Linked DNA regions of Homo sapiens: region 1 is linked to region 2. A link is a loop called in an ENCODE intact Hi-C map of the cell type or tissue named here. Cell type or tissue: A673. All regions are shown on one strand. Links, peaks and the distances in the headings refer to the core of each region. The heading gives the core; the rest is flanking DNA.

Region 1 (5,378 bases), core at 217-5,216, 490 kb before region 2:
TAGCACAGAGCTGGCAGCGCCCGCGAGGCCACTTATCGCTGGCTCTGGCCTTGGCAACCTCCACCCCCGTCCCGGTCCTCTCAGCCTATCTCTGGAAACCACTCTTTTCACTCCGAATCTCAACTTGAAGTTTGGGGAAACTTGACGCAGCCAAAGCCCATCCTCTGCTCTGCACCTGGCAGGAGACTAATAGTCAGGGAAGATGGGCATGTTGTGGGTGGGGGTGGAGAACGGTGTGTCCCTGACCTGCCCTGACATGCTAACCTGGATGCGCTGTTGTCTTGGCCTTCAGCGCCACGTATTTTCCCTCGACAGTAACTTGGCAAGCTTTTCATGTCACTCTGGCATCGCTCAGATTATCAGCTACCCTTCAGAAAAAGAGCCCTGCGTTTCGATGGCTAAGGAACTCTGACAGGAAGAGGAGAGGTCCCGACTAGAGGAGGGGGCAGCATTCATCTTTTGGCACCGGTGAGTCAGTTTGCGAAGTTGGCGGCAGCGAGACCCCGAGGCATCTGGGAGACCCCGGAGTTCTGACTGCCCTACTCCGCTTTCGTTTCCTTCCCCCCACCCCTGGCTTCCCGGGTATTGGAAGCCAGCTGGGTCCCCGGGGTCGCAGGCCGCCCAGAGGTTCGAGCCGCGCGCCGGGGTGGGGCAGCGCGGGGCACCGCCTCCCTCCATACCTTCTCTCCCCGTGGAGCACATAGGAGCTGCGGAAGAAGCCCAGGAGCTCATTCTCGATGAGCGCGTTGTAGATAATCTTCAGATTGTAATTCCTCTGCGCGTCCAGTGTCCTATTCAGCACCACCACTAAGACCTGGGTTTGCGGGTAGAGGAAAAAACCGGCTACAGGGACAGCCCCGAACGCCCGGTCCTCGGCCAGCTGCACTTTCTCCACCGCCACTCGGGAAGCGTGCAGCACTACGTAGCGGGTGGCGTTCCGGCACGCGATCTCCACGTTGACCTCCCCGGAGAAGGTGAAGTTCTCCATGAAGGCGGTGAGCATCAGATTGTAGTGCAGCGGCTTCAGGTGGCCCGACAGGCGCAGCTGCGTCCACGGCTCCCACGGCTCCCGCTCCTCCTCCGACGGCGGCTGGGCCGACGTGGTCCCCGGACTGGCCACCCCACCCGCCTCGGGCTGCCAGGAGTCCCCGCCTGCGTGGTGGTTGCGCCGGGCCGATCCAGGGAGGCTCCCGTTGCCGCCGCGCTCCGGAAAGCCTGAGGGGCCACCGTCGGCGCCTGGCGTGGCACTCGCCCCGCACTCGTCGAAGCGCAGGCTGAGCAGCACAGCGAGCATTGTGACCGCGAGCAATGCCACGAGGGACACAGCGAAGGCCAGCACAAGCCGCTTGTGTACGGCGATGTGGCGCTCCGTGGTGCGGGGTCGCACTCCCACTGAGTCTGCCCACGGGTCGGAGAGCCCCCTGCTGCCAGCCCGAAGCGCGGCGTCGTCTTCCCCCATCGCGGCTGCGAAGGGTGAGCTGCTCTTCTCGGCCCCCTCCTCCTCCTCCTCCTCCTCCTTCTTCTTCTTCCTCTTCTTTTTCTTCTTCTTTTTCTTCTCCTCCTCTTGCTCCCCCAGCTCGCCGTCCAGGGCCATCACACCGCCTCCTCCTCCTCCCCCGCCCCCTCTGGCACCCCCCGCGGGCGGGCCACCCGGGCCACAGCCAGAGCAGGCATCGGAGAGCTCACGCGGGCCGAGGGCGCGCGACTGGGGATGCTGGCCCGGGTTCTTTTAAGACGGGTTCTGGACACAAGCGACGGCAGCTTCCGCGACCCCCATCAGCCCCGCCTCACTCTGGACACCGGGCTGTGAGCTCTGGGACGCGCCCAACTTGGAAAGCGTCTTGCTTGCCCAGCGCGCGCTACTTCTCGGACGAGCACCCGGCGGCGGGGCACATGCTGCCCCCGCCCCTGCGCGCCTGCGGCTCCCGGCTCTCCCTCCCCTGCGCCGCGCTCTCGCCTCGCTTTCCGCGGGAGCCTTCCAACCGGTTCTCGGCTAGGGAGAAGGACGGGAGCGGTGGGAAGAGCGAGGGTGTAGAGAGGGAAGTTAGGGCTTTCGCTTTCTCCCCCCACTCCAGCGGCGGCGTTCGGTCCTCTGGGTGGAATGTGCTCGCAGCAGCAGTGACGGCGGCCACAGCACGGGAGGCACCCGAGCCATACACCCTGCAGCTGGAGAGAAAAGGATGGCCGAGGTGGGAGAGACTAGAGTGAACCAGCAGGAGGAAGTCCCAGGGCCGCGAAGCTACGACGGAGATCCGTCCTGGAAAAGCCTTCTCCACCCTGGGCACTTTAAGCGGCGGTGGCGGCAAACGGCAGGAGGTTGCAGACCCGACAGCGAGACTCCCTCATTCCAGTCTTGCTCTGCCCTCCGGAGATGACAAGTGAGAAAGAAGTGTCCGGCCGGGCCATCCCCTTCAGGTAGATGAAGCTCTGGGTTTGCTCCATATCCCAAGGGGGAGAGCCGAAGTGCGTATGTCCGAGCGCGTGTGCATGTGTGTGCGCGTGTGTGCGTGTGTGTATATACACAGGCTTCGGGTTTAGATTGCCAGGGCTACTCCAGCTGCATTGAGGGACTGAAACTCCCAGAGAAAGGCAAAGGAGAGGGAGCGCGCGAGGAGGCAGGAAAGGCGGGAGGGAGGGGAGCGACTGAGCGGCAGAGGCAGGCACTGGGAGATTAGAGAGCTTTTCTCCGCTCTGTCACACCAGACACCCACAGCCACAGAGGGGGTTGCTGAGCCGCCTGCAAGAAGTACATTGTAAATCTTCAGCGCAACAAGCCCCGCAGTCACCCCTCTTCCTGACTCCTTAGCCCCACCGCGCTCCAGGGAGAGATCCTTGGAGCCTTTGGCTATTAACATAGAGAGCAAAAGAAGATCCTGCTAGGGAGATGTGGCTGTGTCAGATTTCACATCAAGCTCGCCAGAGGATTTGGAGGATTGTATGTAAATTGAAATAAATTCTCCAAAACCTGACTACATATATTACATTATACTGTGCGATGTGTCCAGGTGTGCAGTACTAAAATAATGTTAGCAATGAAGCATTAAAATCCTCCGGAAGTAAAGGCCAAAGCAAGGTGATGTTTTCCCCATAGGATAATTCCCATCTTTAGATTGGAGAAACGATTAACACACAATGTCTACAGTGTAACATTCAGGACCAAAACCCTGAGACTGAGAAAAGCTGGGCTTATTAGAACGGTGAACGAATACATTCCATGATTGGTCAGTTTTTCATTTCACCTAGCCATAATTACTTTCTTGCAGCTTTCCAGTGTTACCATGAACATTGTTTTAACTTTGTTAGGATAGTTATCAATAGACCAGTTTGCTGACAGCAGGCAGCATCAAAATAGGTTCATAGCCCATTGGCTGGTTATGGACTCTTGTCTGAGTATATTGGAGTTTAAAATTATACTGCAGAGTATGTATAAGTATGTGGGATATCCAACCTTCAGAATTTGTGCGAAGAACTCTAATTGGAACAATATTCAGAAAACAGCCACCCCAAAGGTGACATCTAGGAAGCAGGAGTCTCCAGTGTTTAGTAAAACAAAGTGTGATTGGCTTCTGGGTTAATTAAAAAAGTGAATAATAGAAAATTAGGTAATTCCTTTTTACATGTTTCTTTCATGTCTTCAAATCTTGAAGGCATTTTACAAATCATGTCCATAGCTATTTTCTTACAAAAAGAACTGGTTAATGCTTCTGGCTTTGGAGTACTGAAAATAGACAATTAAAATATTGTGTTTGGCTTTAAAAGCATGACCAAAGAGAAGAGACCAATTACACATTAACCTTAGCTTGATAACCACTAAAAACACAGCCCTGCTCGAGGAAGCCCTTTTTCATTTATCCCCAGATGGGATACATGCTCAATGCCATGCATTCTAAATGTCCATTTGAATCATTTTTAAATGATGATGAAAATAAGTGCCAGGGTGGGATTTTTTAAGCATGTTGTATGTGGGCCGTTAGCAACAGACCAAGGGAAATGCCACATTCTGTTCAAGTTACTTTTTTCTGCTCTGTTTTTAAATGTCTGTACTCTTGCTGTCCATATGTATCTGGCTGTATGCATTTTAAGAGTTGAGGAGTTGGGGTTCATTGGTTTGTTTTCACAGAATCAGGAACTATAGTGCAAGCAAGTAAGAGGAGCCCTGCGATCCTCAGCAGGTCACCAGACTTCTCTGACTTTAGGGTTTTAAACTGGTAATTTAGTATTACTGATCCAATATCCATGGATTGAGTACATTTGATTATCAGAGGCTTCTGGAATCATCCCGGGGAGTCTAAGACCCACTGCCTAAAGGAAGAGGTTACCCACTAAGGGATCTTTAAGACTTTCTCTTTCTAAAACATTAGTCAAGAAAAGATTCAAAGAAGGCTTTTTCTGTTTGTCTTTTTTTAAAAATGTGTACAAATTTGTGGGATACATGAGAAATTTTGTTACATGCACATAATATGTAGTGATCAAAATCAGGGTATTTAAGGTGTCCATCACCTGAGTACAATACATTTTTGCAAGGTATAGTCACCCTACTGTGCTCTCAAACAGTGAACAGCCAGATTCCTTCTGTCTTGCTGTGTGTTTGTACCCTTTAACCCAGTTCTCTTCATCTTTCCCCTTTCCCTCACTCACGGTTCTCAGTCTGTTATCTCTTTCCTCTCTTTACCTCCATCTGTTCTTCTTTGTATTTCACTAATGTGTTTATGTACTTCTGAAAATTACTACAAGGAAAGTCTCAAATATTTCAGAATTAAATAATACATTTACCAATTAATAAAGTCTCTACTAACTGTGATTAAATTAGTAAATGGATTATTTTTTCAGACCCAAGTGGAGTGGACATAAGATTATTAATATAGAATGGACACAACTTACTAGCTCATGGATTCCCCTTAAATGTAACTTTGCATAATAAAACTTACTATCAAGATCAAGTAGGTAAATATTTCTTCCTTTCATATCAGTGTTACAAAGGTCTTCAGTGAGTTTTATTTTTTTAATTTCTGAAAATATATAGCACGCTTTCCCAAAGAAGCAAGCACTTTAGTAAAATAATTTTTAAATATTATTTTTTCTAGAGAATGTCCATTCTACCTTCAAAGCAAAAGTGGGGGGGTGAAATTTCAGAGTTCGCACCTCACAAAAATAAAGACATAGTTTACTAATATTCCTTTTTAAGGTTGCTTTCAGTGTTATAGGTCACTGGATTCAAGATAGGTTTGATTTTACCAATACTGGGACCATGTGGTGCTGTAAACAAGGAAATTAAACTTCCTAAAGTACCTGATGTTTCTCTCAGAAACATGTTTATTTGTTAGGAGAATTTTATGATTACTTTATTTAGCTAATAAATATCACTAAAGTCATGATGT
Region 2 (5,378 bases), core at 212-5,211:
TGGCTCTTATATTTTAGTGTGCATTGGAATCATATGAAGCGTTTGTTAAAACACAGATTCTGGGCACCATCCCTAGAAATTCTGATTCGGCAGGCTTGGAGAGCCCAAGAATTTGCATTTCTGACATATTTTCAAGTGATATTGATGCTGCTGATCAGGGGACATCACTTACATAATCAATATTTTAGAAGAATTATGAATGACTTGAGGGTTTTATAAAACTAATTTATTCCAAAATGTGTGTGTGTGTGTACACACACACACACATATCAATATTCTTTTCTAGAGAGAAAAACCATGATTTCATCAAATTCTCAAAAGAGTCTAAAGTCCATAAACTCAGATATGCATTTTATTGGTAATATAAGAAATGATTTTCAGAATATATATAAATTTATTTTCCTTTTTCTTTAAAACTATAAACTTTTTAATATGGAAAATTTCAAACATAAAGTAGAAAATACAGCATAATGAAAATCCATCACCCAATTTCATGAATAACCCTAAGCATCCCTACCATTATTTTGAGTCAAATCTCAGACCCATAACTTTATTCCTAAATTATTTTAATGTGTCTTTAAAAGATAAGAACTCCTTTTATAAAGCATAACCACAATACCATAATCACACCTAAAAAATTAATAGTATCTTAATATCATCAAATATCTTGTTTCACAAACACTCTTTTTCACTAGTTTGACAAATCAGTGTCCAAATAAGGTCCATTCATTGCAAGAGGTTGTTACAGGTCTTAAATCTGTTTTAATATGTAAATTCCCCTTCCACTTTTAATACTTATGCATATATTATAATATATATTTAGCCCACACCATACTTATGATTTCATAACCATTAATTACTGCTTGAAACAGGGTTAAAGTAGGTATTTAAGCATTAAAAAAAATAGTTACAGCACTTCAGAAATACTACCAATAGTCAATAGTTTAAAAAGAACCAATTCTTTGAAAAGTAACACTGGTGTAAAATACATACTATTTTTTAAAAAATAAAAACCAAAAACCATTTCTAAACAAACTAAATCTGAATATACCTACTTTTACAAAGGTCAAGAAAGAGTTCCTCAATTCCTTTGTTCTGTTTGGCTGAAGTATGATAATGTTTTGCTCCCACAGATTCTGCATACCTTAAAAAAAAGTAACATCGGTGATTGATGTAAAATATTATTCATGATTTTGTCTTAACTGCTTTTTTATAGTAACAGTTTTAGTGACATATTAATTTACTCAAGTTTAGTGAAATTAAGTTTATATAGCTATTTAAATTCTCTATACATTAAATCAAATTTTAAATAACACAAATATAACAAGCCTCGAAATTTTTATAGATTAATTTGGGACTCAAATACTTCAAAAGTTTTTCTGGCTTACTGCCTATTTGATCATGATAGTTTTGTTTTATATCACTCGTATTTTTCACTGAAGTCAAAAAGGGAAGTAAGGGCTTTATTGCCACAAGCCCAGAAATTACCATGTAAACATGCTTCACTGAATCCAACACCTCAATCCATGCTAAGAGATTTGAGTAATACCTAAATGGTAAAGCAAAACGTATAAAGAGGAAGATTTCTACTAGGGAGTGATGGGGAATGGGAGGGTCACAGTACTTACGACTCTGCTTCTTGAATGGAAACATGTCTCTCCTTTTCCAAGTCTATTTTATTACCTATTTTGAAAAAAGTAAATATTTATCTTTATACTGATTTATTTTCATAACAAAATTAAGCCAATTCTAAATATAAAATTGCCATTTTAATTACCAGCAAAAATAATGCAAATCCCCACCAGACTTCTAATGTCTTGAAATTATAAAGTTAAGCCTTGTGATCTGAGGGTTGATCATGCCTCATCCTCCTTCAAATGACTCAATTCATACCTTTCCTGAATCTGCAGCCTCTGACAAAGAAAACAACTTTTCCAAAGAGACAGGCACTCTTTTTTGATTTTGGGGGATACCAGAGACCTAGAGATAAACCTATGATTCTTAGGCAAGTGTAAATGATCAAAAGTAAGAGCAAAATTTTCTACAGTTCCCATTAACTTAGAGCCGGTCAATAAGTATGGCTATCTTAGTGTTTACTAAAATATATTAATCTAGCCTCTTGGATCCTACAAGTATTTTGGTTTCCTGGATGATATAAACCAGTTAAAGTAAAAATTAAAGTGTACAGATTTTTAAGTACTCCACAATCATAAGGGGAAAAACTGTATTCTCTTTTTTTTTTTTTTTGACGGAGTCTCGCTCTGTCACCCAGGCTGGAGTGCAGTGGCGCCATCTCGGCTCACTGCAAGCTCCGCCTCCCGGGTTCACGCCATTCTCCTGCCTCAGCCTCCTGAGTAGCTGGGACTACAGGTGCCTGCCACCACGCCTGGCTAATTTTTTGTATTTTTAGTAGAGATGGGGTTTCACTGTGTTAGCCAGGATGGTCTCGAACTCCTGACCTCGTGATCCGCCTGCCTCGGCCTCCCAAAGTGCTAGGATTACAGGCTTGAGCCACCGCGCCCGGCCGGAAAAACTGTATTCTTTGTTTAAAAAACAATTTTAGTGAGTTATTAAAACTTAATATATGTATATCATGCAGATTTAAATTATAAGTTTAGCTCTCCTTAAACAACAGAACCAAGCTGGGATTATACTTTTAAAAAAAGCCATCAGAACAAAAATGAAGAAACTGCAAAATACTGATTCCTTGAACTTAAGATGAGTTGGCTGGACACCCAGAGTGCTAAAGGTAATAAAAACAGTAGATAACGATAAGGAAAAATACCCTATGGAAGGACACTTCAAACAAACATTTTTATTCTTCTACTATGGCTTTTAGGGAGAAAAGAGAAATCTTATAAATAAGGTTACTTTTTTTCTTGGAACCATATAGATTCTAGGAGACAATTTCAGATAAATTTCAGATAAGGCATTGAAATAAGCACCCAATAAAAGATAAAATGTTTAGCACTGAGGTGGACAAGTCCAAAGGTTCTATATACTGAGGACCTCGAATAATCTGAGAACCTAGTTGCTGGCAACTGCAAGAAACTATCTGCCACCATAGCCTAAGAATCAGAGAGAGGGAAGCAGACAACACTAAAGCTCAGTGGATACCAACAAATTCAGTAACAAACTCTTCCTTCTTTGAACAGCTATCTACCACAGCAAGAAGTTTCATATTAGTTCTAACTTCCTACATTATATTTGTCATTGGAAATTTTAATTAGCTAAATATGACAATGTCTGACAGTAACCAGAGGAAAAACCGTCGTGTTATTCTGTAAAGAATGCAAAAAGCACCACCTGGTGGCCAGTGGCTCCAACAAACAGGAAAAAGATTCTGCCTCACAAAGGCAAAATAAGATAGTCTCCTACTAAAAGTAGCAATATTAATTTTGCTTCAATTACCTAAAACCCTATGGAATTTTTTTCTAGGTATTTAATGGCTCATGTTCCAAATTCCATCAATATCATCAATACCTATAAAAAGAGTGAAGAGAGGAAAAGCAGGCAATCACCTTACTGCCTCAAATGAACATTTAGGAGAAATAATTCAGACACTGCTTTATTATTTGATAATATTTTAAATGACTAATTTTAATAAATCAGGCCATTAATAAATAGCTATCTTAATAACCTATTATTTTAAACTTAAAATATTTTAAATCTAAATAACTATTATTTCTTTGAATAATCAGTGTTCACAATGGATTGACAGCACAGAATACATTGCAGAAACCTGACTGGCTAGTGACTGACCTCTTTCCAAAGCTCAAAAACCCTTTTAGTTTCTATATTTTTTCAAAAGCAAGACAGCTAAGGAGTAAGGCTTTGAGACTCATATCTGCTTCAATACTACTGTGCAGCTACATACGGAACTTTCTGATAGGCTTAAAACACCTGAAAACAAGGACAATAACCAAAGCAAGCACCTACTTAAAAGTATAGTACTATAAAGAATTAAAAACATAAACAAATAGGCTGACACTATTGGAAAGGGAGGGAAAAAGCTACCCTCTAAGTTAAGCAGATCTTCCTTAAAAATACATATTTGAATTAAGAACATAGAAGGGGCATGTCCACTGCTAAGGGCAAATGGCCTAATGATATAGAACTAGAATCATATTATGCTTAGACTGAATGGTTGTGGGGCACAGTGGAAAGAAGCTTTCAGAAAGCTTTTAAATGTGATAAAACTTGTTTTTAAGTCCTTGCTTACTCCATAACTGTAATTTTTTTTTTGTTTTACCTTTTTTTGAGACAGGGTCTTGCTCTGTCACTCAGGTTGGAATGCAGTGGCGTGAACACGGCTCTCTGCAGCCTCCACCTCCCGGGCTCAAGCGATTCTCCTGCCTCAGCCCCGAGTGGGACTACAGGCACACACCACCGCATCTGGCTAATTTTTGTATTTTTTTGTAGAGATGGGGTTTTGCCATGTTGCTAGGCTGGTCTCAAACTCCTGGACTCAAGCAGTCTGCCCACCTTGGTCTCCCTAAATGCTCGGATTAAAGGCCAGAGTCACCACGCCTGGCCATAACTGTAATATTTTGGACAAATTAGTTAACCTCTGTTAGTCTCACTGTACGCATGTGTCGCTAACAAACCTTGCAGGGTTGATGTGAAAATAAGATATATGTAAAAGGCCTAGCATATACTATATGCTCAATAAGGAACAGTTATTAATATTAATGACATTCATCACAGTGAATGATCAAATGGAAAGTCAATATTGTTGTAAGACAATTAAAGTCCATGACAGGTAATACAAACTTACTCCTGACCTCAAATGATCCGCCTGCTTCAGCCTCCCAAAGTGCTGGGATTACAGGGGTGAGCCACCACGCCTTGCAGGTAACGCACTCTACCATCATCCTACTGGCTTCATCTAGCTAACTTAGTTTATCCAACACTTGGTCTAGGAAATGTTCCCTTATCTCCCCCTTGCACCCCAAATCTAGTTTGTTTGCTTTTGTGCTCTCATAGCACTCCATTCTGCATTTCCCTTCCATAGCATTTATTATAACATATAATAGTAGCTTGTTTTCCTCTCTTTTTCCACACAAGAGACTCTGGGAGGACAAGAACCGTATCTATTTTGTTTACTTATTCACTACACTATTCCCAAAGCCTGGCACATAGTAAGCAATGAAGTGTTTATTAAGGATATGGGCTTGAAGTGGCAGGCAGATCTGAGTTAAAATCCCAGGTCTACTTCTAACAAACTATGTGACTTTGGGAAGTTTCAAGGTCTCTAAGCACATTTTTTCATCTGTAAAATGAAATGGTCTTCCCCTCAGCATTGTCAGGAGGCTTAAATGAAGTAAAAAATGTGTACTTAAAACAGTGCCTGGCACTCAGTAAATGGTGACTACGAT

The links. A loop is a pair of places that touch in the nucleus more often than their neighbours do. Peaks named below come from ENCODE experiments on the same cell type or tissue, not always from the same donor. Only the 100,000 strongest peaks of a DNase experiment are listed, where the experiment ranks them.
Region 1: it touches region 2 in a loop (2.7-fold over the local background); 5 of 110 quality-filtered maps call a loop at or near these places.

What each region holds. Positions count from the first base shown.
Region 1 is chr12:72,268,860-72,274,237 of GRCh38, reverse strand. TRHDE (thyrotropin releasing hormone degrading enzyme) reads right to left here and starts at 1,868. Exons shown (of 19, transcript NM_013381.3): 1 at 681-1,868. The coding sequence starts at 1,594. It overlaps TRHDE-AS1 (TRHDE antisense RNA 1), which reads left to right and starts at 729. Exons shown (of 2, transcript NR_026837.1): 1 at 729-2,415. In A673, for the core only: CTCF peaks have their summits at 1,446 (motif pointing left) and 2,704; DNase peaks (open chromatin) are centred at 777, 1,937, 2,267, 2,647 and 1 weaker place; H3K4me3 peaks cover 5,000 bases; H3K27ac peaks cover 4,757 bases.
Region 2 is chr12:71,778,336-71,783,713 of GRCh38, reverse strand. RAB21 (RAB21, member RAS oncogene family) reads right to left here. Exons shown (of 7, transcript NM_014999.4): 5 at 1,629-1,683; 6 at 1,056-1,144. Among named protein-coding and RNA genes, the nearest start is that of RAB21, 26 kb to the right of the region's middle. In A673, for the core only: CTCF peaks have their summits at 3,100 and 3,313 (motif pointing left); a DNase peak (open chromatin) is centred at 3,293; H3K27ac peaks cover 3,275 bases.